2 separate regions of the Mus musculus genome follow, and region 1 is linked to region 2. The links are chromatin loops, found by intact Hi-C in ENCODE. Cell type or tissue: heart. All regions are shown on one strand. Each heading gives the region's core, and the rest is flanking DNA. Links, peaks and the distances in the headings are about the cores only.

Region 1 (14,953 bases), core at 3,095-11,094, 48 kb before region 2:
GGCTGCTGGCAGGGCTCAGCTGACTCCCCTAAGCCTGCTGGGGCCACCAGCTGCCTACCCAGCCACCTAGCTTGGGTTTTAGGCAGGGTACACCTTAAGTTGCTACCAATGTCACTTTTTCGGGCTCTCCTGAAGCACAGAGCACCCCTTAGAGGCCGGTAAGTAGTGTGGACAAGGGACTACTGCCAGCTCTCTTGGCCAGTGTGTCCCTTAAAGGGAGTGGGGGTGTGAGATAGAGTCTCTCCATGAGAGTCCTGGCCAGTTTAAGGGTGCTGACTTCTCTCCAGGGAGGGAAGAGAGGGCAGAATGAGCTGGAAATGCAGGGAGAAGTCTGATTTGAGCCAATTTGGTCTCCCTCTTGTTCCAGGAAGCTGGTACTCTGTCAGGACCTATAGACTCTCGAAGCCCCTGTTAACAAGTCTCTGGGACCCAGGGCTATCCTGTGCTATATCTGTTCTGTTCCCATCTTTGACCCAGCCTCATCCATCAGGGGGACCACTGGAGTGGTTCCGAGAGCCATGCTTAAATGAAGCTGTCTGTTCCCTGAACCCCACTAGCTATGGCCCAGCTCACTGACCAAGAAAGTAGCATTGAAAATTAGAGGCCTCACTGTGAGTGATGGAGCTGAAGACCTCTCAGGAGCCAAGCCTGCCAGGACAGTGAAGATGGCTACCTGCTGTCCTAGCTGGGCGTAGGGGTGTGGTTTGCTCCTCTGTTAGTGGCTATGTCTGGGCCCCTCCCCTAAAGGGTGCTCCCCTGGGGGCCCCCCAGGCTGCATTCCCACCAAGCAGAGAGGGAGCAGGAGTCACAAGGTCCCTCCAGGTAGGGAGATGCTGTGGACTTGGACAGAATAGAACATTTTTGAAGGATTTTGCTGGTCCCTTTTTTTTCTCTGAAATATAAGGATGTGCAATTTTTTTGGTTTCAATTTAGCATTGGAGAATTTTATAATTTAGTAATTAAAATCTCTGATAGGCTTTAGAAATTGCGGCTAATTGAATTTAATGGGAAGATGATTTTCAATTTTATTTGATTACCGGGACCCCTGGCATCGGTATTTATGGGAAAAAAATGGGAAATGTGCTGTGTGGGCTAAGATGGCATAATTGAATTAGGGATAATCGGATTTCTCCGTCATGAATTTCACTATAATTTTCCTATAATTTTCCATTAGATATCTAGTTTACAAATATTCACAAAGAAATGAAGCTCTTTCGGAATGGAGATTGCTGGCTAACAGGATTACGGGCCGAGCGTGCGGCTGTGCCAGCCCCTACCCTGCCATAATGTGATCCTTGTGTCTGCCTTACACTTAGTGTGGCCTCGGTATCTCGCCTTGCCACCCACTAGACTGGGAGCTCCATCCTCCCCTTTGTTTCCTCCCTGGCCCAACACCCACCTGTCCAGGGCCTACACATTCTCTGCTACCTGCTGGCTGAGCCCTGTCCCAGCTGAGGCCCAGGCCTTCTGTGTCTGCTCCCCCCCACCCCCCGCTGCCGCACGCCCCCCATGCTTCCTGTCCACATTCAGTTGTCTCCCTGTTTCCCCCTGATACTCTCGCTCCATCCCTGCGGAGCACCCTCAGATCCAGGGACGCCCTCACAGGTGCGAACACGCTTGTTCACATGCACACACAGACCTCTGGCCAAGGCTGCTGTGCCCTGGCCCAGTCGCCTGAGAGGGAACCAGTTTATTGGGATCCTGGGGTGGGGTGCAAGAACAAAAGGAGCCTTGTTCAAGTTTATGTGAAAGTTACAAATTCAAAATGAGAGCAGATAAAGCACGAGATACCTGGTGTGTAAACAGGCTGGCGAGTGAGAAGGCCGCAGGCTCGAGAGGGAGGGAGAGAGGGAGGGAGGGTGGGCGAGTGGGCACAGGACACAGGATGAAAGAGGATGAGAGCCAACATGGCAACCTGGCCGGGGAGAGTGGGGGCTGGCATGACCCACCTGACTGTATGAAGTTGCTAAAGAGGTTTCCGTTCTGCATGGGGTGGGGTGTCCTAAAAGACCTGGAAGCTCTGAGCCCCAGGCCCTTGAGACCAGTGGAAATCATGAAATGTTCTCATGATGGCTGAGTTCAGGTTCTCAGAGTTGTCATCACATCAGAGTCATAAGGAAGGACTAGGAGAGACACAGCCCTAAGACACCAGACCTCTAGGCTTCTCCCATCGGTGTGAGCACACGCTTAGAGACAGAGAGCAGCAGAGATCTGGAGGCGCTTAACACACAGCCTTTGACCCGTGGCCCACACAACCTTGATGCTTCAGCCTTTGGCCCTGTCCTGAAATCCTAGGATGCCAAGTTGGCCTCAGTTTCTTACTTCACGAATCTCTTCTCTTCTGCCACAAGTGGCTCCTTACTCTTGGGTCCAGCCTACTCCACCTGTGGTGGCTGATTGTGACCCACTGCCTCAGAATAGAGGGTGCTTTCTGGACAGCCTGGGGCTCTCCCACTATGGGTCATATGTGGCAGCCCCTCTTGCTGGCCCTGATCTATGGCCTTCTCTTGGCCCTGCCCTGTGAGCCATGCCTTGCCAGCCTTTGCCCTTCAGAGGCTCCAAAGTTATTGTTCTTACCTAGGTAACTAGAAAGGAGAGGTGTTTCCCTGTTTATCCAGGCCTTCCTAGGGGTCAGCCCTGATTATCATCAGCTGAAAACCAGGACATTCAGAACCAACCAGAGACTTTGCAGGTCCCCTGTGCAGGGAGCTCCTTGTCCGTGCAGATATCTTCACCAGCCTCCATTTCTGATGCCAGGCTTCCTTCTTTACCTGGTGGCCCACACCAGGCTGGGGTGTGGGACTAAGTGCCTGTTGTTACAAGCTGGAGCTACAAGGGGGAGGGGCAGAATCATTGTTGGGTTTTTTTAGGGGGGATGAGCAGCAGCACCCACAGAGGGTGCCCAGGGCAGTCCTGGACACAGAGATCCCATGGGGAAGCTTGGCTGATGGCTCTCTCTATCTGGCTTCCCTGGGCCCATGTTGGGGAGCATGTGGCTTGATTTAAGGGACCCTGTTTCCTTACTCAGGGGCTTTAGGGCCAGGGGACTCCTGGCAAAGTTAGGTCTTTGCACCTAAGGATGGGGATGGATCTGAAACATGGAGGGAGGGTGTGTGACAACCTAGACCGAGGTCCCCAAGGAGGCAACAGAGAGGGTGGCGAAACAAGAGAGGGATGCCGGATTCTTCATGGAGCCGTTTAAAACAAACAAACAAACAAACAAACAAAAAACGGTGAGACAAAAAGAAGAAAAAATAAGGGGAAAGTAGGAGAAAGAGTAGATTATTAACTCCCTTGACATCTTTGCCTTAAGGCCTCCTTGGGCCCCTCCCTTTGCAAAATAGAAATATTGCAAAAATAGGGCAGCGCCATTTTGCTGAATGCTGCCCGGACCAGGGAGAGCCTAAGCCCATTCTCCTCTCCTCGTTGGAAGTCTGTGTGGCCCATCCTTCAGCAGGAGAGAGGACGGTAGCACCGGTGAGGTAGACAGCCGAATGGGCCACTGAGGGACAGGAAGCTGAGCATGGTGGAAACAGGCGTTGGGATAGCAAGCCTACTGAGGAAACTTCCCTTGAGCTCTTCCAAGCCAGAAAGTTTTGAATACCTGAGGCTATAGCATGGGCCATTTGGGGTTGTATGGAAAGGAGGGCTTGGCTGAGAGACTTACAAACCCAGGGAGAAAGGGAAAGTCAAGAAAGACAAGTGCTTGGTCCAGCCCTAAGAGACACCAGAGTGGGCAGGGTGTGGTCCCCAGGGAACAGGTGTCAGGACGCTGGCCAACTTGCTTGAGGGGTGCCTGTGTTCAGGGATGGAAAGGAAGCCCAAGTGAATCTACTGAGGAGACTGCCTAGAGACTGTGAGGGAAGAAGAGGAGGGGTGGGGAGGAGAAAGGCCTGGGGACTGTAACATGTGTGACCTGATGTGGAGGGACTCCGGGGCCATTTTTAGGTCAAGAGCAAAGCGAAGCGGTGGAAACTTGAGACCGTGCGGTCTGCGGGAGTGCGGTGGCCAGCGCGCGGGAGTGCGCGCAGGGGGAGTGGAAGGGGAGCTCGCGAGGCTGACGTGCGAGTTTCTCCGGCACACCCAGCCGCGCCGCCCGCGACTCCTTTCTTCTTCGAACTCCAATAGCCACAACAAAATGAGGGAAGTGGGGTGAGCAAGGGAAACACAACCCCTTCCACACCCGCCCCACCCGCAGCCCAAGGGCACCTCGGAAGGGAACGGCAGGAGCGCGCGCGCGCGCGCGTGCCGCAAAAAGTCTCGCACCTGCGCTCGCTCCCGCGCGGAAAAGTTTACGCGGGCGCGCTCAGGGTGGCCGACGGCCCCGAGCGGCCGAGGGGAGCCGGACGGTGCGCGCGCGCCCGCCCGCCCGCCCGCGGCGGGAGTTGGCGCCTGTGCGCGGGTGCCGGCTCCTCGCCTCGCTCGGGCGGGCGCACGACTCCTCCACACGAGCGAGCACACACACCTCACAGGCACACCAGCCTCTCCCTCCCTCGCACGCGACCCCGCGAGCGCCGGCCCCGCCTCCCTCTCCTCCCTGAGCTTTGGGAGAAGTCGCCGCCCGCCCTCCTCAGCCCGCCCGCCCCAGCCTGTGCGCTGGGAGCGCGGGCGCGCGCCCGCCCATTCACCTTCGCACCACTGCGAGGCGCGCGCGTGAGCGCGCGCGGGCGAGTCTGATCTTTCACCTGCCGGAGCCGCGCGCGCTCCCGGCGAGGGGCGGTGCCATGGCCACCCTGCCAATCACCTCGGCGCCTGGCAGCGCCCGGCCGCTCCCGCCCGCCCCGCTCCCTCCTGCCAAACTGTTACCCTGAGTGTTACCGTCAGGAGCAATGACATCAGGATTTTAAAACAACTTGTTATTCGGGGAGTAATCAGTTGCAATTAGGCATTAATTAAGTATTATGAAAGTTGATTATTTAAGTGAATTCGGCTTTCGACTCTCCGACTATGGTGAGTACCGGCAGCGGGCGGGGGAGGGCCGGGCCGGGCCGGAGCGGCGACCCCTGCGCGCTCGGGATGGGATGTGGGGGTGGGGGGCCCTCGGCCTGGCGGGCCCGATCCCCAGCCGAGCGACAGCCACGGGCAGTTTCTGTTTTAGTTGGTGGAACTCGGAGCTGCTGGGAGCGTGCGGGCCGGAGCGTGAGAGCGAGCGTGAGGCGCGGAGCAAACTTTCCCCGCCGCCGCCCTCCGGACCCGGCCCGGCCCTGCCCGGCCCGGCGCGCGTCCCCCAGCCCGGGATGCGCTCGGCCGGGCGGTGAGGGACAGCGGCCGGGCGGGCGGGGACAGGGGCCCGCGAGATACTAAACATTCTTCTCTCTTCTTTTCATGGCGTTTCTCGAAGAGTTTGGGACCAAGGAGCGGAGAATGGATCTTGGAACAGGTACGCGCGGTGGGAACCCACGGGGAGGCTCTTTCACTTTTCTTTCGGTTCTTTGACGGAAGTTAGTATTTTTAGCCCAATGAGCTAGCAGCTGAGCCGAGGGTACCGGACAGGCGCCAGGGGTCTGTGCCCATAGTCCCTGCTAGCCCTGTTTTCTGGATGGTGACATTGTTATTTGTCATTCGCATAGTGACTGTGACTAATTTGATGCTTGTCATTATGAAAGAACTGAGGGGACAGGGAGCTGGGGGCACCCAGAGAGAGAGAGAGAGTGGAGGATTTAGGGGTTTTTTGTGGGGGATTTTGTTCTGCGTGTTTTTTCTCTTGTGTTTTTTAGACACACTTTTCCCTTTGCAAAGATGTCTGTGTGTGTGTGTGTGTGTGTGTGTGTGGTGTGGTGTGGCTTATGGGGTGTGTGTTTTTATTTTTTTAGTGGGGGGTGGTTTAGTTTTTGAAAGCAGCGTCCTGTTGGGAAAGGTGGTTAGTCTGGTTTCGGGGCGACTGTCTCAAGGTAAAGGAATTTAATTTATTTGGGACAAGGCTGTGTCGGATGATCAAGCTGCTTATTACGGCTAATGAGTGTTTTTCACTTGAGAAGCTGTGGGCTGAGGTGGCTGTTATCAGTTCAAAGTAAGGGGCCCAGGACTCTCTCTCGCTCTTTCTTTCTCTCAGCCCCCTTTTAGCACCTACTTTGGGAGGCGACAGTAGGCCAAACCAAAGACTACATTTAGATATCTAGGTCTGGGGAGCCTGGCATGGGGCTAGCTAGGGTCTGGCTCCAGCTAGTGAGTGTTCCCTGGCCTGGGCAGAGTTTAGCCTGTGACTTTGCTTCTTTCTAGTTTTGATTTACTCTTGTTCGATAGTTCTCCTTGCACCTGAGCCTACAACCTGAGTCCAGCACGGCTTGGCTTAGTTCTGTGGTCTTCCCCCAGCCTCCTCTATCACAACTAACTTTGGGCCAGGACTCTCACACCCCAGGCTGTCAAAATCAGTGCTCTTCTTTAGTATCTTAAGAGAAAATTCAGTTGGTAATTCTTCAGAGGTGACCCCTGACCCCCACTGTTTCATTTGAGGAAGGAAAGGTAGTGGCATTAAGTGGTTTTTAGGGTTGTTTTTAGACTTGTCAAAGTTCGCTCATACTCCCATGGGACCCATACAGTGACAGCTGCCTCTCTGAGGCAGAGGGAGCAGGAGGCAGGAGAGGACAATCAGGAATGTGTGTTGTGGGGGTGGGGAACCTTCACAGAGTGGTTGGACTGTAGGGGACAGGTGTGCACTTGGCTAATGGGATGTAGTTGGAGGTCCTGGGGACATCTGTGCCCAGGAAGGGTACAACGCCCCCTGCTGGGCATATTTAGAAAGGTGTCTTGAAGCCATTGCTGCCACCCTGCCCCTCCCTGGCCTCCACCCCGCCGAGAACCAGCCCGCCTCCACCTCGAATCAGGTGTCTCTACACCACCCTTTCAGGACCCGCCCCCCTTTCTTCAGAAATGGGGCCCCCACCCATCCCAGCCAAGAAGCAGAACTCAGGGACAGGCCCAGTGTTTGGCACCACCCACTACCTGGCACAGGAGAGCCTACCAATGGGCCAGCACAAGGGACTGAGGTATTACTCAGCTGGAAGGCGGGCCCTGCTCTCTTCCTTCTGACCTAAGTGCCAACTGGAGCTGGCTCCCATCCTGCCATGCCCAGCCTCTCCTAGGAGGCAGGGTTCCATATCCCTTCTGGGGAATGTCATGATGGCAGGGCAGGAGGCAAGTGACAGAGCCTCCTGTGGCACCTTAAGGGCTCTGGGGAGACTTGCTGCTCTTCACACTCCAGGGACAGGCTCTGGAAACTTTTCCTAGAAGCCAGAAGGGCCAGGAAGTCAGCTGGAGCAGGGCACTCCCAGTGGGACCCAAGTCTGGACTCTGGCCACACAGAGAGGGAGGAAGGTCCACGGTATCAAAGTTCAGCTTCCTGGAGGAGTTGTCTGGTGATACCTCCTGTTTCTTCTCTGATCTTGGGAGTTTCACCTAATCTCAGAACTTCAGAAGAAAAGCACTTTCCCTCACTTCGCAAAAAAAGGGAAGCAGACCAGGACTCGGGCTGATCTGTTTTCCCTGAGTCCATCTCTGGGGCAGCTGTGTTCTCATCTTCAGGAGCTGAGAACATCTCCCTTGATCTCCCTTGACCTCCCTGATGCACAGGGACATGCCAGGGCTCATTGCTGGTGCAGTGCAGTGCCTAGCTCCCATCCTCTGGGAGCAGCCCTGGTAGCTCCAGCTAAGGGCCTCAGCAGAGAGTAAGCCGGTCAAAGAGTTGTCAGTACCAGAGACCTCCAACAAGTCCTGGATGATGGCTTAACTGTCCCCTCCACCCTTGGACATGTCTAGGTCCTGAAGCGCCCTGGCCATGAGTAATTCAGTGGCTGGGGAGGGCTGAGGTTTCTCAGGAGGGACAGAAGTATCTGAAGACCCTCAGGGGCCATGTGGACCTCTTTTCCCCCACCATAGTTCAGCCAAGGGCTGGATCAATCTGGACGTCTTTAGCAATAAAAAATGCCGATGTCGTCCTAATTCACCAGGCCCCGAGATGACAGCAAATTTACATTTTTTAATTAAACTAGCAGCCAGTTTTTATGAGAGGGGGTTGGGTTATGCAAATCAAATGGTTGTGTACGGAAGATTAGGAGAGTTTGGGAATAAATTCCACAAATGCTAATAAAAAAAAAAAGGGAAAGAGAGAGAGAGAGAGGGAGAGGGAGGGAGGAGAGAGGAAGAGAGGAGGACATGGTTCCATTAGGCCCTTTTAGAGTGATTTCCCAGGGGGAGGGTATAGAGAGGGTGAGGGGAGCAGGGAGGAAGCTTTCAGACACAGGTAGATCCATCCTGTACTTGGGAAGCTCCCTAGGACTAGCCCCCACCCCCACCCCAGGCTGATTTCTGGGCCTGAACACACCGGCGCCTGGGTAAGAAATGGCTATGCAAGAGCAGTGGCTATCTGACAACGCTTGTCCTTGATCATCTGGGATCTATTTCTAATGCCCCTCTTGAGAAGGGGAAGAGCTGTCCTGCAGAGGACCCAAGGTAGGCTGCTCTGGGTAATGGGTCAAATAGGCAAGAGAGCAGGCTCAAAGGGACAGCCATGGAACCCAGGAGGAGCTAGCTGGTGAGGGGCCGCAGTACCCACTAAAGCATTCCAGTTTCAGCCCTGTCATTCAGACAAGTCACTGGCAGGAGTGACTGAGCCAAAACTGTCTGTCCTACTGGGACTGCAGGCAAGGACCCTTCCTCTCAGGCAGACCCTCTCCTCCCATGTCATGGAGTCTTCAGGGATAGGGGTTCAGGGACGATGAGGCCGAGAGAGCTAGCAGGCCAGGAAACAGACTAAGGCCAGAAGGAGAATGGCGACAGACTCCCCCTAGTTTTGTCTTTCCCCCAAGGAGCAAAGAACTTGGCTCTCCACACTCAGCCCCTGCAGCCAGAGTATCGACATACAGGACCTCTGGGCGCCAAAGGTTCAGAGCCAGGTATTGCCCAAAGTGGAAGCGACTCTGAGGCCTCATAGCTCTGGGTACACTTTACCCAACATGCACCAGGGAATGGGAATGGTCTTGTGCCACTTTGGAAGGATTTCATGTTGGGTTGGGTAAAGCAGATCGCCCTCGATTTTCCTTCCTCCAGACTGTACTTGGCTAGGTACACCCACTCAACCAGTCTAAGCGAGGGCCAGGCTGGGCACCGGTTTCGCTAGTCTGCAGGGGGGCGGGTGTTCTGGTGCCATCTTGGCAGGAAGGAGCCATGAGCGCCAAGGACAGCATGGGTTGTCTTGGAAGTGGTGTATTTCCTGGTACCATTCAGACAGGCTGGCTGTGTACCCAGCAGTGACACAGGGAGGGGCCTGAGCATCAGATGACCTTTAAGGTCTTTGACTACCAACTTGATTTTGCTCAGTGGGGCAGGCATCCAGGGAAGAGTCACATGGGTAAAGCAAGAATCATATCATTGGTCCCTTCTTTGTAGAGAGCATTTGAGACACCAGCAGCTCAGGGCTGTGAGTGTAGGATAATAGGTCCATCGTGGTCATTCTACAGAGACAGGTAGAGGCAGCAGAAGCAGGTCTACAAGGCTTCCTAAGACCCTCTTCCCTGGTAGAGACCAGAGAAGGGAACCCACACCCTCTTAAGAGAGGCATGGGCTAGGTATGGGGGTGGGGCGGGGGCATCAGTTAGACTTTTCTCCCTGCTTCCCTGGCACCGCCGACATTCCCCACCCCCACAGCCAGGGAATCTGGCTGAGTTGCAGCTTGAGTTTTTATGATGGAAAATAAAATAAATAGAGGCACCTTTGCAGGGCTGAGTCACTACAGCAGCATGTCCTCATTAAAGCTGCTGCCCCTGGCTCAAGTCCCTGCCCTTTTTCCCAGGCAGTGAATGGGGTGGACTGCTAGACTATTGTTTCTGGACCCTGCTAGGTCAATGGTACATCTCGATCCCTCCATCAGCTCACCTTAGACTAGATTCCCTTCTCAGAGAATCAGGTCTTCAACTCATTACCAACCCCAGGCCCCAAGGTTCGGCCGTCCTACGCTTGTTTTAAAATCTTGATCAACCACCGATGTCTCTCCTTCCTTCCCCTTCTCCTCCTCTTTCCTGCCTTCCCTTCTCCTGGTCCTCATGATCAGAGAGGGAAGGAAGTGGCTCCAAAGTCATTACCAGAACTGGGTCCCCAAGGCAAGCAGCAGGTGTCGAGATGGTCAGGCCCTGGCCTAGCAAGACTGGAAAGGGGCTGTGGGCCAGCGGCCATGGGGTGTGGAGGAGAATCAGTTTGGCTAGACCGCCTCACTGTGTGTAGGCTGGTGGTCTGGTGTGTGTACCTGTCTGGCTGACTGTACTTTACACCTTAGGCTCTCAGACATGTCCTTGTCAGGGAAGAGCCCCCCTGGAGGGCGGCGAAGCCGCAGTTCGGGGAGTCCTGAGGCACTTTGCAGAGTCGGGTTGTCCAGTTCCCCCGTTTGCAGACAAGCATAGTATAAGAGAGATGCTGTCTTCTTATAACAAGAGATGCTGGAGGTGAGGACCAGGCCGTTCATGAAAGAGTGGTTCTGGGGACATGGGGACATACTCCTACCATCCAAGTTTTCTAGACTTCTCCCAGGCCTCTCCCTGCCACTCTGAGAGCGGTTACTCTCCACTGCGCAACCACATTTTTCTGTCTTTTTGCCAAGCCACCTGGCTCTGGTGGGCAGGTCCTTCCTACTCACCTTCTTCCCCACGCCCCTTGCCAGCCTCATACCCAGTTGGCCCTGGAAAGAGATAAGAGATAAGAGGCTGGCTGGGGCCTGCTGCTCTGAGAAGCTGGTTATACCCACGGTGTGCCAGGACGGCATTCGTGTTTATGTGCCTCGGTCCCCAGGAGGCCAAGGCTGGGGACCTCGTTTTCTCCTGCCGCTATAGCTCTTAATGCTGACCATTAGCTGTGACCATTAGCTGCCGTGTTGACATCTCCTCCCAGTGTTTGGTATGGGGCTGGAGCCCATGCCTTCCCACCATAAGTGCTGATGTAATTGACTGATGGAGGTTCCTCTTCCCCAAGTGCCTTCGGGGCTTCTGAGTGGGGCAGAAGGAGGAAGGCAGGAAATGTTGTCTGCCTCCCTTAGGATCTGGGGTTTCGCTCCTCAAGAGCTTCTAGAGCCTCCTTTACAGGAAGGAACTGGTTGGAGTCGTGGATGGTGTGAGGGGCAAAGGGGGGACAGTGAGACAGCTGCCACTACCCATGACAATGGCATGGGACAGTGTGGGCCCAGTGTATAATAAGGTCACGCTGCTGTCCAAGGAAACAAGAGAGCAGTAGCCACAGTAGTGTGGGCTCTTCCTCTCCTTTCTCTGTGGTCCATCTATCCCATTTCCTGTCCTGACAAGCAGGCTTCAGTCCAGGATGTCTGTTCTCTAGGCTAAGAACCCTCCGTGGGCTGACTAGTATAGCAGGTAGGCTAGAATGAGGGACCAGCCCAGACTACCAAAGCTTACAAGCTCTGTCTTATGTTTGGGCCTTAGTAGAGGAACCATGGTTAACACCACCTCCCAGGCTTACTTTCCAGTCCCACAGGCCCTGCCAGAGGCCTACGTGCTTGGCTAAAGAGACCCCTTCCTAAAGCCTGTCTTGTGTGTGGCCTGGGTTGAGGCCAGGGTAGCCCTTGGCTTTGGAGGAAACAGCGGAAGAGAGCCACATACTTTGTGTTTCTCTAGACTCCAGGGATTCCCACAGCGTACATTCCAGAGTTGATCTTTTCTTATAGGACTCTGTCCTTGAATTAAGGGGACCCCTGGGAGGGAACTTGCTACATGAGGACAGGAGACTGGAGGAGCCAGGCTGAGCCTCCTGGGACAGGGATCCCCACTTCAGTTAGAGGCTACTGGAACTCTGTATTTCCAGACTTCATGGTCTCAGCCTTCGTTTCCCTCTGACAGGTGCCTCTCTCCCTGCTGCCTGAGAGCCCAAAGCTAGAGCAAGCTGGAAGGTCTGGTTCATTGAGGATTGACTGGGTATTTTTGCTGACCAGTAGGGGGCACCCTACTGCATCTGCCCCAGTCCTTTTAGGGATCTGGGCCTATGGACAGCTCTGGTCCTGTGCCTTCCGGCTCTAGATGGGGGAGGGGTAGCCTCCCCTCCCCACCCCCAGAGGTTCCTTAGCCGAGTTTGTTTTGCCAGGGTGACCTGTTTAATCATCTCATTTTCTGGTGGCCGTTTATTCCTCGTTTCCACGGTTACGGCCCCATTAAGGGGAGAAGCAATAAGGCAGCGAGTCAAACAGGTAATAAAAACATTAAAGCCCATGTGCACAGAGAGAGGACGGGATGGGGGGAGGGGGCTCAGTGAGGTGAGACGGCCCAGGGAGCAGCCAAGGTAGAGGCTGCCTGGCCTGGCCTTGTGCTCCGAAGGTTGCGGGAAGACTTTTCCTCAAAACCCAGTATTCAGCTTAGTCCCCAGGCCTCAATGCCCGGGCCATGGGCTGTATGTTGGAGGTAAAGCTTCAGGAGCAAAGCAAGAGAGAAAGTAAGCAAAGTTCCCCAGGCATGTCCCCAGAGAGTCGCATGACCTGTTCCAGGCCCCACCTCACCCTGGAAGGCCAAGGGGGTGGGGGCTAATTTCTGACATTGTTTTGAACTCTAGAATTTTTTTTTTCTGCCAACTTTATCAGAAAGCATATTTGTGGTGAGTGCTGCTAACAGGGCCAGTCTGGTGAGTAAATATTCCTGGTGTGGACGGCCCCGTGACCTTGAAAGGAAGAGCGGAACAGTGGACGGCTGGGAGCATTGGAAAGAGGAGGGCCAGGCAGACAGGAGCCCTTGGGCTAGGTGGGAGACCTTTCCTAAGAAGGGGTTCCCATGAAAGTGACAGGGCCAGGTTTGTACTCAGCAGACTCGGCAGAGGCCTACCTAGCCCAAGCTCAAGTACCACACCGTTGCCCTTGGTAGATGGCCCGGTCCTTGTGGTAACCATAGAAGAGTTGCTCGCCAATTCACCCAAGAGCTCCCTTTCTCTAAGTGGATGCGGAAAAGCTACAACAAAAGCCAGCCTCTCGCCCAGCTGGTCTGGACCCAGGGCAAAGAGCTGTGCTGGCCAGCGGGGAATGCCAGGAAGTGTAAGGATGGTGTCAGAGTGGCTGTGCTTGTGTGCCGGAGCAACCACTGTTGCCCTGGAGCCGAGGGCCAACGCTCAGAGAGCAGGGAAGGCCAGGACCAGCCCTAAGGCCTCTCTGGATCATGGAGGAGGCTGCCTTCTTCTTCTTCTTCTTCTTCTTTTTTTTTTCTTTAAATCTTCTATACTCTGATCTCTTGCAAATGCACAGAGGCCTGTGTGTCTCTGATTATTAATTTCAACGTTGATTCTGACTGCAGAGGGGGAGAAAGGAGGTGTGGGAAATGGGGGAAACCCTTTGGCTGGGACTGTGCTTTGGGAACGGGCCTAGATGAGTTAATATTCCGATCAAACAATTAAAAATAGAAAACGCTCCCGCAGCACCAGCTGCTGAGGCTTTCAGCAACTGTCACCGGTGGGTTCAGGGGCGGGTGGCACGGGAGGGAGCCTCTCCTAGTGTGTCCACTGCTCTCTCAGGGTCAGAGCGGAGGCTGGGGCTCTGAGTCCCTCCAGCTCCTTTAGGGCCTGGAGCGGAGCCTGTGCAGCTTCAGGGCTGCCCTTCTCCCCTGCAGGGCCTGGGTAGTGTGGTGAAGTCATCGCCAGATGCCCTGGTAATTGTTTTAAGAATGCAACTTAAAATAAGATGAAAACTTATATTCCTGGGTGAGGAGTAATTTCCCATCTAATAGTAAATTAATGACAGGCGTAGAGCAGGCGGCCTGGCCAGGAGGCATGTCCATCTGATAAAGCTGAGGTCTCAGGCCCACCAGCTCTAGATCCGGGAGTGTCTACACCCCAGGCCAGGCCTCACTTCTCATATCCTCTTGGGATGCGCCATGGTCTGCTTGGGTAGAAGACACATTCTGCGTGTGTCTGTTGAACCTGCCTGTAATATGGAACAGCTTTTAAAAACTCCAGCGGAGAGGCTGGGGCCTTATTCTTAGGCACACAAAAAAGGCCCCAAGGCATCTGTTTTACCAAGAAGAAGGAACTTCAGGAGCACTGCCTCACAGACTTTGGGCAGAATATCCACCCTTCAGAACAACATGGTGGACCGTGTAAGGTCATCACCTACCCAAGCTTACGTAGGACTAGAAAGACCAACATTCTATGACTCCCAGGTTCCACATCAGCTAGGACAGTTGATCAACCTTGATTGGAGGCTGTAGTGGAGGCTGCTCAATACAGTCCTCCCTCGGGGCCCTGGAGAGGCTAGGGACCTCCGTGGCTAAATATGTCCTGTGCAAGAGGGGTGACCTACAAGCGACTCCACCTGATCCCACTCTGCCCTGACCAAGGCTTGCTGTGTGATCCCCTGTATGGGTGTGTCCTCAAGTAGGTGTCTAGATGCCACCTGGGCAGGATACATGGGGTTCCTGTCCTGACATTGTTTTGAGCTCTGGAATGTTTTTTCGGCCAACTTTATCAGAAAGCATATTTGTGGTGAGTGCTGCTAACAGGGCCAGTCTGGTGAGGGCTGGGGGGCTGGGGAAGGGTTAGTAGCTCGTCTAACACTGACACACTCTCCCTGTGGATAACAGACAGATTGGGACATCTTGGAGAGGACGTGGGTCACATGACCTCACACGTCCTCTGAGTTTCTGCCCAGCACCTTCCTTCTGAGAGACACAGAGAACGGATGTCACGCCTAACACTCATCTTTCTTAGCAAACGACAGGGGTCTGTGTGGTTCAGCCAGTTTCACAGGTGCTGGGGGACGTAGCTTAGCCATAGAGCCACTTGCTTAGAAAATGTTCTAAACATGGTTCCATCTCTAGCACTGAAGAAAAAAATAAAATAAAAACAAAATAAACAAACCCCAGAAGACACAGGTGGAGAAGTAGGAGAACCATGGTCACTGCCACTGTCCCTAAAAGCCAGGAGACAGACACAGTAGGGAGCATCCTTGCCAGAGGGAAGGCTTCCCTGAGGACTGATCCACATGGCAATG
Region 2 (14,953 bases), core at 2,972-10,971:
CTCTAGAGAGCGCCAAGCCTCAGGTCAAACCCGGGTTCCTCCAGTTCCAGGACAAGTGAGTCCCTCCATGAGCCGGCACCTGTCCCTGTGTCTTGGGAGTGGGTATGGCCAGGGCAGCAAGGAGGCCCTGCTCCTCGCCTCGCAGAGTTACACTGGCTGCCCTCAGCCTCTGGGACTTAGTTTTCCAACTGTATGCTTGTACCGAGCAGCCAGTAAGTGGGGGGATGAGGGCGCAAGCGACCTTACCCCCAGTGATCCGTTGGGATCCTTCAAGGACTGGCTGGGGTGAGCTAGGTATGGGGGTCCCTCAGGAAACTTCCTGGTCCTACAAAAAGGCTGTGTTCCCTTGGGGTCACCTTGCTGGCCAGCTCTGTGGTGCATACCCAGGCTGAGTCAATAGGACAGGGAAGGCATGGATGGGAGCAGGGCCTAGGCCCCTCAAAGTCCACACCGTGGTCAAGGGTGGAAGGAACCTTCTTCACTTAATGGTGGTGGCTTCTTGCGGCGAGAACGGTGACTTTGTATCATAAAGTGTGTGGCTTCCTGTTCTCAATAAAAAGTAATAAATTGGATTATTTATACCACCTGAGTAACAGCTGTCCTCCCTCTCTGAGAACCTGGGGCTGGGCCCATGGCACGGAAGGGTACAGGGCTCTTTTGTCTCTCTCCTGTTTCCTGTACTCTCCTCCTTTCCTGATGTGGTAGCCTCCTTAGCTTCCTGAACCAGCCCAGAGCTCCCACCATGGGTCCATTCTCTGGAGAACACATCTCTCCATAGCCTGGGGCCTCCCAGCCATGGCTGCAGCTCCCTAGCGCGCAACCCTAAGAGACACTGGGGGTGGGGGGCTCCAGCTCCTCCCTGCTCATCAGCACCTCCGCCGGCCCCAGCACTCCCCAGGTCCCTAGGTTCTCTGGGTAGGCGGGCACTGTAGGCCTCAGTTGACCCTGGGATGTCCCAGCAGCTGTGAGCCCTGGCGGGATTTGACACCAGGCACATGCTACCACTTGCTCACACCCCACGGTAGTGGCGCTTCCTGGTAGAGCTGCCCACCCATCTGCAGTCTGTCAGTCAGCCACATCCACACAGTGCCATGTCTTGCCAGCCAAGCCCTTGCTGGCACCCAGCCAGGAATGGCAGCACTATCCATTATTTTTATGCCCAAGAAGTTAATGCAGTCCTCTTATCTCTAATCCTGGGGTGTGGCCTTGGAAACTACATGTCCCAGCATGCACTGCTCTGAGCACCCTGTCTATGGCAAACCCCCATCTACCAGGCAAGAGTTCCCAAAAGGAGACAGGGATGCATGCTGGGATCTGTAGTCTCTAGCTGAATGTTCCCGTTGAGCAGGAGGGTGACCCACTGTGTTCCCCTCGATTACACTCCTGGTGACTGAGGAGGGAACCCTAACACAAACCCAGAGAGGACATCAGCGGGAGGGCTTGGGATGCCAATGACCTTCTGGGCTGTGGTTTCCTTCTAGCGATCCATGCCTGGCGACGGACTGCAAATACGCCAGCAAGTTCCACTTCCACTGTCTCTTCGGGAACTGCAAGTACGTCTGCAAGACCTCGGGCAAGGCTGAGTCCCACTGCTTGGACCACATCAACCCCAGCAACAGCCTGGTGAACGTGCGAGACCAGTTTGCTTACTACTCTCTACAGTGCCTGTGTCCCAACCAGGTCAGTGAGGCGGGGCGGGGGAGGCTCAAGGCCCAGGGCAAGCTTCTCCTGGCAGAGACTCCACTTTTCACACCATTTTAAAGTTGGCCTGCACTAGACACTGGAAAGGACACCCACTGTCTGTCCCCAGAGCCCCTAGAGGCCCCTGGGCAGGGGTCCAGACTGATGCTCAATTGGTGAGGGCTGTCATTTCAGGCCTAACTCCCAGTGGTGACTAAATGCTATCTCAGCCACCGTGTGTTTGACATCATTTGTGCCCATCCTGGAAATAGCTATGCCCCCTTTCCCTAGAGGCCTAGAATTTTAAAATAGGCTCATTGGATAAAGAAATAGAACAGTCCATGCCTGGCAGAAAGAACAGATCAGGTTCTCTTTAAAGGCCCAGTCTCCAAGATTGGTAGGCTGCCTGAGTAGTCACAGGTAAGGTCTAAGTGTGCAGAAAAGACTGTTACAATAGATTAGTGATGTCTACCTAGGTTGGGAGTGCTGGGGTAGATTAGTGATGTCTGCCCAGGTCTTGTCCTACAGGGACGAAATTGAAAAAACAGGTTAGAGATGTCTGCTCTGGGTGTGGCATTAGCAAAGAGGTACAAAATGTTTTAATGATGCGACAAAGCAGTCCTACTGCTTCACGCAATTGTGTTTTCTAACTGGGAGCATGGAAGAACACAAGTGCAGAGAAACTTCCATGGCCCAGAGACAAGCAGGAGCTCACAGATGTTCCTGCCTGGCCTGACGCACATACGTATGCCTTGCCTCCCTCCGCAGCACTGTGAGTTCCGGATGCGTGGACACTACCACTGCCTCCGGACGGGCTGCTACTTTGTCACCAACATCACCACCAAACTTCCATGGCATATAAAGAAGCATGAGAAGGCTGAACGACGGGCAGCCAACGGGTTCAAATACTTCACCAAGCGCGAGGAGTGCGGAAGACTAGGTACTGAGGCCAAGGGTGGGCAGGGACTTCCAGTAGGCCCGGGCCACCTTTCCAGGTACTGCTGCCACCATCCCAGCCCCATGACCCGTGAACGATATCACAGACGTCATCTGCCAAGTGTTGTCTGACAAGTTGTAAAACATCAGAGCCCATACGTCCCAGAGGGACAGCGAGGGCGGCCCCAAGAATCATCCCCACCCCAAGGCAACACCCTGGGGCCATACCCTGCATCCTCGGCTCTGCTTCTCTTGCTTCCCCGAGTGGACAGATAAGACTCGGACGTCCTGTGAGCCCTTTAGTTTTGAGGGTTTTGTCCACAACGAGCTGTTTGCCATTTCAGTTATTTATTTACTTTGTAAAGCCTTTAGCACATGCTTACAAAAACTGAGGTACGTGAGGTGCCAGAGACGGAGGCTCCGGGTGCTTCTGAGCTTGGCAGCGGGTGTCTTTCGATGCCTCTCGGATACCTTCCTGCTCTGGCCCTATAGAGAAGAGCCTCAGGCCCACAGGCAGAGGCAAATTTAGGCGCAGGGCAAGCTTCTATAGACCTGCAGATGTGGGGCAGAATTTTCCTAGGAATGGACCGGAAGCTGGAAGATAGGGAAGGGCGGGTGGATAGATGTGGTGTCTACCGGGCAGGCCTCTCCTGGTCATGTGCTCACGGTGGTAGGGGCCTTTGGAGTTCCTGGAGGTTGCTGTCACCTCCAGTCTGGGCCCTCCGTAGACGGCTGAGACAGTCCAGAACTGCCAGAAGAGAAAGAAAACAACCCTTTCCTTTAAGTGTTAGTTTAAGAGAGGATCCCTGGCTCGAGGAGGGCCGGTAACCACAGCAGCAGGTGCCCACACCTGGTGGCCTCTGCTGTGCTGGGCTTGGCTTTCAGCTGTCAGGGGACTTGTTCTTTACTCAACAGTTTGGTGGCTTTGGTAGTAGCTGGGGCCAAACAAAGCTGGGAGGTGACATAAGACACCTGGCCAGCCCGGTACCATGGCAACGGGCAGGCCCTCGCCTGCCCTGCCTGCCCTGAGCTGTTGCCTGTTTAGGTCCTGCCTGCTCTGTTTGTTCTCAGCCTAGGAGGGCGGAGGCAGGCTGGAGGCCGGCTGACCAGCAATCTGAACAAGGTGGCTGGCTGAGAGAGGTCCTTTCTTGAAGGTCCCTTGGCCACGGATCTGTGACTTCTCAGGGAGGAGTGTATAGAACAAGCCAAAGGGGAGGCCAGGGATTAGCCAGCCAGGCAGACTTGGCTTCCTGGAATGAGCTAGTTAGAGGTATTCCCCCGGATGCCACCTGCCTATGTGGCACGTCACCTCTGTGCCCAGCACACTATCTGGGGAAGCTCATGGCTGCTGTGTTCACACCCACAGGCTGCAAGTACAACCAGGTGAACAGCCACTTCCACTGCATCCGGGAAGGTTGTCAGTTCTCCTTTCTCCTCAAGCACCAGATGACCTCGCATGCCCGGAAGCACATGCGGAGGATGCTGGGGAAGAACTTTGACCGAGTGCCCCCATCCCAGGTGAGAGCCCCCCACGTGGCTCAACGGTCCTTCCTCTTAGGTGCAGGGCCCCATGTTACCCATAATGCCCAAGGAAGCCGTGGGCTACTACCTTAGGGCCCCTCTCCTTTCTTCCAGGGTCCCCCGAGCCTAATGGATGCCGAGACAGACGAGGGCATGGACTATACAGGCTGTAGCCCTGGAGCGGCGTCCTCAGAGTCTTCCACCATGGACCGTAGCTGTTCCAGCACCCCTGTGGGCAATGAGAGCACAGCTGCAGGTGAGTGGCCCAGGCCCAGCCGAGTCGTGCTTGGGACACAGGTTGAGAGTCAAGCGGCCTCCAAGGAGGCCAAGGTGGAATGCAGCAGACAAGCTTGTACAACGTTGGGCATTGAGGCCTCTCCTCTGGCCATTCTGCCCACATCTCTGCTGCTCTCCCTCCCCCAGATCACTTCAGTTTCCCCAGAGAGGGACCAGGGCTTGTCCCATTAGCCCCAGAGAAAGCACCAGAGCCCCTGTACCAGCCTCCTCATGGCCTCAGTCCCAGCCTCCATCCAGAACCCAGAGCGGGGACCCCCCCCTCAGAGGTTCCTGCCTCCCTGCCGTGTCCTCTGAAAGGCCCTCCCACCATGACCTCTGCCCACACTGCACCAAGCAGCCTCTCTCCTTCCCCCCCTTCTTCCTTGCTGAACCTCTCTGCTCATCTGTCCACATATTTCCATACTGCACTTGCCATTGGGTTTCTCATTTGGGTTTTTGTTTTTGTTTGTTTGTTTGTTTGTTCTTTTTTTCTCTGCTTCTCTTCATCCTCTCCAGGCTGCCCGGTTCCTCCTCCTCCTCCTCTTCCTCCTCCTGCTGCGGCTGGTGACGAGGCTGCTCGTGGGGCTGCACCGCCCACCCTGACTCCATCCTTCCCACCGGCTGTGCTCCGGCCTCCCCTTGCCCCCCTCCCATGCCTCTTCTCTCCGTCCTGTCTGTCATACTCTCTGCTCAGTGCCACTCTGGGAGCCAGCCGGGGCCTGGCCCGCCCCATCAGCAGCCCGCCCAGCTTCCCGCCCGTCACTGCCACTCCAACTCCAGTAAAAAGTGACGCCCCCCTAGTTCAGGATGCTGCAGGTAACTCAAACATGCCTTCTTGCCAGTGTCTGACACCCCGAGTGAGCCTCAAGGCTGTGTGTGATCCACGACTGGATCCTTTCCTGTGACCAGCAGAGCCAAGGGCAGGGCTGCCCCACTCCCCTAACAGCCAAATACCTCAGAGAACAGATTACTGCCAGGGTCCTGCCAGGTGACCTGTGAGGTCCTTGGCACCGTGAGGGCAGAGCCCTGCTATTCTCAGTTTGCTTTGGAGCTGTCCAGGTTTGGACCTCCTTTCCCTTCCGGAGCTAGACAGGGAGAAGAAACCTACGTGCGGAACCACCAGGCTCACCCAGCGCTCTCGCCGTCTCAGCCCTATGTGTAAAATGGTGTGCTTGTTCTTCTCCTTGGGTAGACATCACCCCTAGGTCTCTCTCTATCCATCCATTCCTGTTTCACATTCTGACTGAGCCTGGGTGCTATCCGATTCCCAGAGCTAGTGGCTCTGAGCAGGACAAAATGAATTCAGCCCCTGAAAGCTCTCTGGCCGGCATACTCAGGCAGAGCCCCACGACTTCAAGCTGCAGTGCTCTGTCCCCCACTGATTTCCAGACTGGAGCTGCTCCCTTGTCCCCTGCCTGGATGCTCCCACGCCATCCTAGCCCTTGATTTCTTCTCATCTGCCAAGAGTGGTGACTGAGCCTTTTTTTTCATTATACTACTGCAGAAGTTTGAAGGCAGAGTGGTAGGTAGCCAGGCATCCTGGGAAGGCTCAGGGAGGAAGACGCTTCCATCTACCCTGGGCAGGGCCTGGCCTGGGGTCTTTTGGTCCCAGGGAATATGTGACTGAATGCTAGAACTGGGTGCCTTATCTCCAGTGCCTGTGCAGCTAGCAGGACGCCACCACGGGCGTGTTCAGGTACTTTCCAGGAAGGCACAGAGAAGACTGTGACCATGGTCTTCCTGATCCCTAAGAATCAGGGTGGGGCCAGGATGGCTGGCAGAGAGCCTAGACTCCTGGGTTCAGGCCTCAGCAAAGGCTCCCAACAGAGAGGGCAGCAGCGTCTTTTTGGTATTTCTACGGGGTCCCTCAGCCCAGGCAGAGAACTCCAAAACCTTAAAGAGCTTCTGGTATCAAGAAGATGCTTCTAGGGGCAAGGATTTAGAGGCCCACATGGCTCTAGGGCACTCAGCATCTCTGCTTCCAGGAGGCAATTCCCCCTGCACAGACAAGCAAGCAGCCAGAGACTGGTTAGCTGGCAGGAAGGGAGCCGGCCTGTCCCTCATTAGAGGCGGGCGTGTGATGGCGTCCTGGCCTGGGTCCAACTTGGGTAATTACACTCCACCGACCTAGATTCCCCGCTTCCCCTTCAGCTTCAATTATCGCTGGGATGTGTCCTCACTTCCCACCCAAACTGGCCAGGAAGCAGCCACCACAGCCCGGCAGAGCTGCCACCCGGGATGCCTGTGTGGTCATCCTGCAGACCTAGAAGGCAGGGGAAGCCTGGGACTCCCTGCTGTTCCCAAGGGGGCCACGGGAGAGGCTCCCAGCCAGGGGGAAGCCAGGGTGTTGTTTCTAAGCGGTGTCTGCTGGCCACCATGCCAGGATCAGGGGCCCTCTGTGGGTGTGACACTGGGAATGGTGCCCACGTGGGTACTTACGCTGCCAAAAGGGTACCCCTTCCACGCTGACCTCTCTCCGCTACTCCCTAGGGAACACCATCTCCATGCCGACAGCCTCGGGGGCCAAAAAGCGCTTTTGGATCATCGAGGACATGTCTCCCTTTGGCAAGCGAAGGAAGACAGCCTCGTCTCGGAAGATGCTGGACGAGGGCATGATGCTGGAGGGTTTCCGGCGCTTTGACCTCTATGAGGACTGCAAGGATACAGCCTGCCAGTTCTCACTCAAGGTCACCCACTACCACTGCACGCGGGAAAACTGCGGCTACAAGTTTTGCGGACGCACGCACATGTACAAGCACGCACAGCACCACGACCGCGTGGACAACCTGGTGCTGGACGACTTCAAGCGCTTCAAGGCCTCCCTCAGCTGCCACTTCGCCGACTGCCCGTTCTCGGGCACCAGCACGCACTTCCACTGCCTGCGCTGCCGCTTCCGTTGCACAGACAGCACCAAGGTCACTGCGCACCGCAAGCACCACGGCAAGCAGGACGTGATCAGCGCCGCTGGCTTCTGCCAGTTCAGCTCGAGCGCCGACTGCGCAGTGCCCGACTGCAAGTACAAGCTCAAGTGCTCGCACTTCCACTGCACCTATCCGGGCTGTCGCCACACAGTGGTGGGCATGTCGCAGATGGACTCGCACAAGCGCAAGCACGAGAAGCAGGAGCGAGGGGAGCCTCCCGCAGCCTCTCCGGGTGCGCCTGTCAACCTGGACGGCTCCCTCACGCTGGCCGCCGAGCAGGGCTCGCTGCTCTTCCTGCAGACAGCGGCTGCGGGCCTAGGCCTGCTCGGGGACACGGGGGACCCCGGCCCACCTGTCACCGCCTCCGGGACTCGGGACGGCCCCGCTGCGCCCACCCCCGCTGCCGCCGCCACCACCACCACCACCACCACAGCCACAGCCACAGCCACCGCTGGGGAGTCCTCCCAAGAGGACGACGAGGAGCTGGAGCTGCCGGAGGAGGAGGCCGAGGACGACGACGAGGATGACGATGAAGAGGACGACGACGACGAGGATGATGATGATGATGACGACGACGAGGACCTGCGCACCGACTCGGAGGAGTCGTTGCCCGAGGCTGCGGGCGAGGCGGGCGCGCGGACCCCGCTGGCAGCCCTGGGTGGCCCCGGCCCTGCGCCCACCGCCGCATCACCCTAGCCGCCGCGCCACCCCAGCCCCCTCTAGAACTGCTCTGTATGTGAACCCCTGTGTACAGACCCCGCTGGGCCGCCCCAGGGAGTGAGGCGCCCTGGCCCCGCCGGTGCTTCCGGACCCCGAGTCCGTCTCAGGGCGAGGCGGGGACCCCTCTGGTGCTTCGGGCCGCCCGCGCCCTCCCCGCCCGCCCGAGCGGGTGTTCAGGGAATAGCAGGTGCTGTGTCGGGGTGGCAGCACTGACCTGCACTCCTCTCGGTACCCACTCGCGAGGTCCTTGTTTGCTCAGGGGCTCCCCGCGGGGGTCACCGGGTTGTGGGGGCGGCAGGCTCCTGTAGCATCTGGTTCTCTCCCCCCCCCCCGCCCCAATGCAGCTAAGACCTCCTCCTGGCTCAGGGGAGGGCCGGCCGAAGACGGTCAGCATCAGCACGGGTGACACTACAGGGACATGGAGGGAATCTCATGGAATCAGCAGCAAGCCGGCATCCCCGCCCCCAAGCTGTGGTCCAGGTCTGGTGACACTCAGGCCCCAGCCCACCCTCCAGCGAATTTGAGGCTGTGGCCCAAAGGCAGGCACAGCTGGTGGGGGCCTGGAGGTGAGGGTCTCAGCCACTGGTGCAAACAGGAAGGCTGCGACTGGTTTTGGCTTTAATAATCAAAATGGAAAAAAAATCCAAGAAAGTTGTACAGTATTTTTCCTGTAAAGGTTATTATTCTACATAGAACAAAAAGAGAAGGGGGAAAACGGAAAAAAACAAAAAAAACTAAAACAAAAAAAACAAAAAAACAAAAAAAAAAGCAGGCGAGTGCGGGGGGAGCCTCGCCTCGCCTTCAGCCCAGCCCTGGGATTGGGGACCCGAGTGCAATTGCTCCTGTGGAATTGTTGTGCATTTACTTTCAAGGCCTCGGTTTGAGGCGTTGTCCTCACACTAGCACTGATGGGGGCTGCGGGATTCCAACTTTTAACTTGAATTTTGTAGAGACAAGGAAAAAAAAAAAGACTATTCTCTTGATACAAGTTTGTAGCTAATTTAACATTTGAGGGTTTTTCTGTTGGTTATGCGTGTGGCTTTATAGGGCTTTTTTTTCTCTTTCTCTCTCTCTCTCGTTCCAGTTTTGTTTTATTATTTTATTTGGGATGCTTTCGTGCAGGTGCAGCCCACCCAGATCTGGTTCCTTTTCCAAAATACCCCTTTCCCGGAGGCAATGAGGCCACTTAGACTCTGCACAGGGCTCACCTGCAGGCACTTACTTGGCCAGAGGCTGCTCCAGATTCTGGTAGGGGCAGGCTGTCTGAGGCCGGCCTTGTGGGGTAAACCTGTGCACTCCAGGTTCTGGCTAGTGCCAGGCTGGAAGAAACCAGGCCAATTCGGCAAGTAATGGAAGGGCCGGGAGTTGCCAGCAGGAAGCCCCGCCCATAGGTCTTTAAATGGGGTCTGCCCAAATGGGGCAGTGGTTTTCTTTATCTGTATCAGAGTGTATGTATGTGTGTGAGAGTGTGTATCTGTGTATGTGTGTGTGTGTGTCCCCTCTTGGCTGCCCACAGCCAGAAAGCCAGGACCATCTAAACTGGAGAGGGAGCAGGGAGGGTACAGCTGAGAGATGAGGGTACCCAACAGGCAACGCGCTGATTGCTAACCGGCCCTGCCAGAGCCTCCATGCTGCTGAGAGTTCGTTCGCCCAGATTCTAACCTACCACAGGACTCTGCCTCTGTGGAAGGAGTTTTGTAAAGGAAAAGAAAAACAAAACACAACAAAACAAAATAAAAAAAAATTTCAATGTAGCAAAATCAAATAAAAAATTATAAAAGGAAAAAAAAAAGCCGCGGAGAGTGCGCAGTCTAGCCTTTTGTAAGCCTCATATTGCACATTAGGACTATAAGCCATTGCTAGCTCATCTTGAATTTTAATGTGTAATTTTTGTTTTATTTTCTTTCTGTGAGGAAAACGATGCCTGACCCACCAATGCTCTTTTTAATGTTTTATAACTATGTATGTGTATATATATAAATATAAAAGTAATATGTATGCACATATGTGTGTATATATCTATATGTATATACATATATAGATATATAGAGATATATAGAGAGGTTTTGAGACAAAAAAAAAAAAAAATGCAGACCATGAAACCGACCTGAACAGCGCGCGCTCTGATTACTTGAATCTGGTCTCCTCGGCACCTGGTTATTAAGAACTGAATATTTTTCCACTTGAATTTAGTGCTATTAGAAATTTAATATATGTGTTTTATTTATTTGATTTTTTTTTGCATGACTGATGCAAGGTTTGACATTTTCACTCAATAAAAACTGGAAAAAAAATCCATCACGTTATCTTTTATTTTTAAAATTATCCCCAAGAGGCTGGCCATGACCCAATGTGTAGGGTAGCCCAGGCACAGCCAAGATCCAAATACCAGCCCAGGGAGAGGAGGGGAGACTTGGCTACTTTAAAGCCGGGAGAGCAGGGGTGCTGGGACAGGCTAGTTTTGCATCTGGGCATAAGGCCAGGTTCTCCCACTATTTGCTAAAGGAAAAAGATGGAGACTCAGGTCTTGCTCTTCCCTTCAATCCCACCAGAACACCACTTGAGCCCCAGGAACCACTCCTAGAAAGGGCCACCCGGCAGTGGAGCCTCAAGCCTCCCTAGGTCCCACACTCTGGCCAGCCCTCCTGTGTATTCTCTGGGGCTACAGGGCTGCCACTTGGCAAGGGAATCCCTCAGCTCCTTCCTTCTTCCTGCAGGGACCTGCCCAGTCTAGGAACAGCACGTACCCGGATCCATCCGGATGCTGGCGAGGCTCCAGCTTGGAGCACATGGTGGCAGATCCAGAGGACTAGTGTCATGGGTCTGCAGCCTTCACGCCAAGGTCTGAGCTCCTGGCCTTGATGGCACCAGGGCCGAGGACACCTTTGGAAGTTCAGTCAAACTTCTGCCGGTTTGGGTGGAAGTACAGGTGCCCTGCTGCTCCCAGAGGTCACGTGGCCTCTACCCCAACACTGCCCCTCGGCCTCAGCCTCACCAGCATTGTGCCAGTCCCACTCTGAGCTGGTCTCGAAGTGACCAGAGCTGCCCAAGGACACTGGGAAGAGAATCTAGAGCCCGCCATGGTCTTCCCTACCATCGCCCTGCCTGTCAAATTCCCGCCAGCCACTTTCTCACAAAGCTGGGTCCTTGCTGTGCACTGATGCCCCTCACTGAGCCTGGAGCACACTCAGGCTCCAGGCAGTGTGGGTACAGGGACCAGAGCATGCACAGCCTCACCCGCTGATGCCAGGCTGGGCGCTCCCACCAGAGAGGCTCTCCTCCAGCCCAGCTCAGAGCACCCTTCCCTCTCTGCTTTGCTCCTGGAACTCAGCCCACAAGCTATTTACATAAATATGTTTCTAACAGACATGAAAATAGAGACTTTTTTTGGTCTTATTAAAATGTTCAAGTTGGAACTCGCCTGTTGTTTGTGGATATCTTGATTCTGTTAAATAAAACAGTGACTAATTTATGGGATAAAACACAAGTTCAACAAATTAAAGCCTTTATTGGAGCTTCAGAGGCCCTGGTGGGCTGTGTGGCCTCCCGTGGGGCCTGAGGGGAGGCAGGGAGCCAAGTCCCAAGCTCAGCTGGTGATAGACTGGTGGGTGGTGTGGCCACGGAGCTCCCCCCCGGCACAGTAGTCACCAGGGTGGGACTTGAGGAGTGGAGGCAGTTTTGGGGGTAGACTCATGAGGCCCAAGGGAGGGGGTACTTAGGCAGTTTACTAGTCTTGATGGACCTCCCCAAATATCCTCACATCTCCTGTCCCTAAGCTTTCTGGGCCTGGCTAGACCTTGGCGGACTCACATCCAGGGGATGGTGGGACCTACTTCCCAGCAACCTGCAGAGTGTCCAGGGGCAGGTACTAGGTATCGCTCCAGAGATGGATTGCTGCCCCTGAAGGGCCAAGAAGGGCACACACCCCTGCTTCAGGTACATGAGCCTAGTTGGATGGTGTTCCACCCCTGCCCCTAGACCTAGGAGGGAGCTAGCTGTTGTGGGTGGCACTCCACCCCAAGACCCGGGCTTCGTGATATTCCCTGTACTGGACTCAGAATGCTGTAAAACATGTTTTTGTTCTGGGTTTTAATTAGCTGTGGTGGTGTGACATTTCAACACCCAAACTGGGGCAAATTCAAGGGTTTTGTAGCATGGAGGAATGAGCTGGAAGCAGCTGTGCAGGCTCGCCACTGATCTCAGCGGCCAGACTCTTTCCCAGACAGCACTGGCTAGGGTGTTCTAGTAATGGAGCAGAGCCTGTCTCCAGCTCAGGATGGTGGTGGGGAATACACAGTACTAAGACAGTGCCCTATCCAGTGTCTATTCACTGTCATGAGAGGTGGCTCCAGCTCCACAGGTGGCTTTGGCCTAGAGCCAGGACACAGGGACAAACATCCTGCTAAGGACAGGTCGGGTCTCCAAGAAGCAAGGCCCCCAGGATGCTGGGATCTGAAGACCCTGCAGAAGGGGGGCCCCTACGCCATCCTTTCTGGCAAGTGCTGTCCCAACCTGGGGCCAAGCTGAAAGAACAGGACTTCCACGGGGTGGAGGGCAGCTGCTTGGCCTCAGTGGGAATCACATGACTAAAAGGAGACCACCCCCCCCCACACACACACACACACACTCCTCCGCCAAACCTGCCTGCCTCAAAACTTGCAGCTTTTAGCTTTGCCTGAGCCTTTAGAGGCCAACTGCTCTACCCTGAATCTATACAGGTCCCTTGCCAAGAGCCCTGGAGAGGATGCCACAGTCAGGGCTACAGGTTAGCCAGGCGTCAAGCCACATACACACCCAAGTTACAGTAGCTTTAGTTAGGGTGTATGGAGGCCAGAGGAATATCTTGGCTGCTAAAGCACCTCCGCTGCAAGTACAAAGACCCGAGTCTGATCAACAGAACCTGCATACAAATGCTGGGCTTGGTGTCACACACCTGTAACCCAGGGCTGGGGAGGCAGAAACTGCTGACTGCTAGGGCTGGTGGCCAGCCGGTGAGCTGCAGGCCAAGGAGAGATGTCTCAGAGGAGGCGGACAGTACCCCTGAGGATGAGCCCGGAGGCTGTCTTTGGCCTCTGTGTGCACCTTCGTGGGCATGCACACACATAGAGAGCAAAGCACAGTTTAACCAGAAGCAGCCACCAAGCCACGGCAAGGGCAACAGCCCCGTGCCAGTGTGCCAGGTCGCAGTGGGGGTGGGGATGGACACTAGTGTGTTCTATGAATTCCCTGCTTAACTTTTCAATGTAGGGTGGGCTCGCTGGCTGTACGTCAAGGAGCGGCTGCACAGAAAGCCACGTCCACTGCTCTGTTTATGTGGGCTTTCTTCTCTATATCCTTTTGTTTTTCGAGACAGGGTTTCTCTGTGTAGCCCTGGCTGTCCCGGAACTCACTCTGTAGACCAGGCTGGCCTCAGCCTCCCAAGTGCTGGGATTAAAGGCGTGCACCACCACTGCCCAGCTTCTCTTTATCCTTTAAGGGTCTCTCTAGAGCTGGCTCCAACAGTCCTTGCTGTGGTGGCCCCTCAGGCAGCTGGACCATGCTACCGGACTCAACATCCCTAGCCCTTTAAAGTCTTTCCAGGTCTCACCACACAGCCAGAGGCAGCTCTAGGGATCTTAACCTCTTATGGGAGGACACCAACCTTAAAGCCTCCAATGAAAGCAAACTGAAGATTTGGTCATCATACAGGTAAGTCCCCCACAATGCAGGCTGAGCTCTCAGACTCATTTTGATGAAGAGTCTTAGGGTTATGCTCTGGGGCTGAGCTGTGCAGGCAGGGCTGTAGAAACAGCCCGCCTCCATGGCCGTATGTAATGTGTGCAGTAGCACAGGCATGAAGCAACCCTGAACTCAGCATGCTCCTGAGGTGACTATACAGTCTGTCTGTCTCTTCCTTCCCTGGGCTCCGAGCCAGTGTCTTCTCAAGTCTGGTTGGGTCCCAGAGTAAGTAGAGGGTATGAGGACCCCAGAGGACAGCCAGAGGCTGTTCTTCTATCAATGGGCAAGTTAGTCAGCACCAGGAGGGTTGCACTGTATACAAGATGAGCGAGCGAGACACATCACTAAACGAGTCTTAACTCAGTCGTCCGGGCAGAAGGTCCCTCTCTTCCCTCCCAAGTCACAAGTTTTTCCTAAATATATGTACCTATGCACACATACAACAGAGAAGCCTGATAGTTGAGACACAAACTTAGCAGTCCCTGGGCAACCCTTTTCCCTACCAACAGTACCCACGAAGCCCAAAGCAGGCTCCACACAAGCTCCAGATGTCCTCAAACCCCGCACTGCTTCCTCTTTGGGTGGCACCCCCCAATCTGGCCTTTCTGCCCTGCCCAAGGTAGTTCCAATGAGTCACCCGGTTCTGGGGGAGGCCTGAGTCTGAGGAGAGCTCATACAGGGGGGTCAAGACAGCTGGGCATGGCCTCCAAACACTGGGGTTCATCGTCTCCCAAACGACACTTTATAAAAAGACATCGTAATTGAGTTTGATAGTGCACTCCCTTCCAGAAAGGGCCTGACGGGCGGGCGCTGCCTGCTGCTCACTTCTGCCCCATTCCAAATATTTTTACCTTATTTGGATGAAATGCATTATTTTTCTAATGAAAGGCTTTTTTTTCAAAGGGCTGTTTCCCCCGTCCAGCAGCCGACTTTATTAGGCAGCCCTCACGCAGTTTTGGGGAGGGGCTTTCCTTTCCCTGAAGTCAAGCCAGAGTCCGTCCTCAAAAGCTGAACTCAGGTTTCTGTCCCTTCTCTTCTGAGCTTGAGCCCAGAACCTTCCAAGCTGGTAACGCCCAGGTGGGGAAGGCTCAGGGGCACAGACCTCCTCCAGGCCCAGCTCCTATGTCCCTAAGAAGCACAACATGACAGCACTTAGCACTCGCTGCCCCAGACCCCACTCT

What was found. Hi-C counts contacts between places; a loop is a spot of excess contacts. Peaks named below come from ENCODE experiments on the same cell type or tissue, not always from the same donor. Only the 100,000 strongest peaks of a DNase experiment are listed, where the experiment ranks them.
Region 1: it touches region 2 in a loop (2.0-fold over the local background); 6 of 42 quality-filtered maps call a loop at or near these places.

What each region holds. Positions count from the first base shown.
Region 1 is chr4:148,896,364-148,911,316 of GRCm38, forward strand. It overlaps Casz1 (castor zinc finger 1), which reads left to right. Exons shown (of 21, transcript NM_001159344.1): 4 at 5,342-5,380. The coding sequence starts at 5,365. Among named protein-coding and RNA genes, the nearest start is that of Gm15969, 14 kb to the right of the region's middle. In heart, for the core only: CTCF peaks have their summits at 6,716 (motif pointing left) and 6,915; DNase peaks (open chromatin) are centred at 4,548, 6,898 and 7,038; H3K4me3 peaks cover 3,712 bases; H3K27ac peaks cover 6,398 bases; H3K27me3 peaks cover 365 bases.
Region 2 is chr4:148,944,542-148,959,494 of GRCm38, forward strand. Casz1 (castor zinc finger 1) reads left to right here. Exons shown (of 21, transcript NM_001159344.1): 16 at 1-55; 17 at 1,482-1,680; 18 at 2,449-2,620; 19 at 3,983-4,134; 20 at 4,252-4,393; 21 at 6,904-10,351. The coding sequence ends at 8,030. Gm13205 (predicted gene 13205) reads right to left here and starts at 7,781. Exons shown (of 3, transcript NR_154553.1): 1 at 6,853-7,781; 2 at 4,226-4,366; 3 at 2,948-3,364. In heart, for the core only: a CTCF peak has its summit at 6,088; DNase peaks (open chromatin) are centred at 6,210, 6,630 and 10,810; H3K4me3 peaks cover 1,895 bases; H3K27ac peaks cover 4,866 bases; H3K27me3 peaks cover 2,721 bases.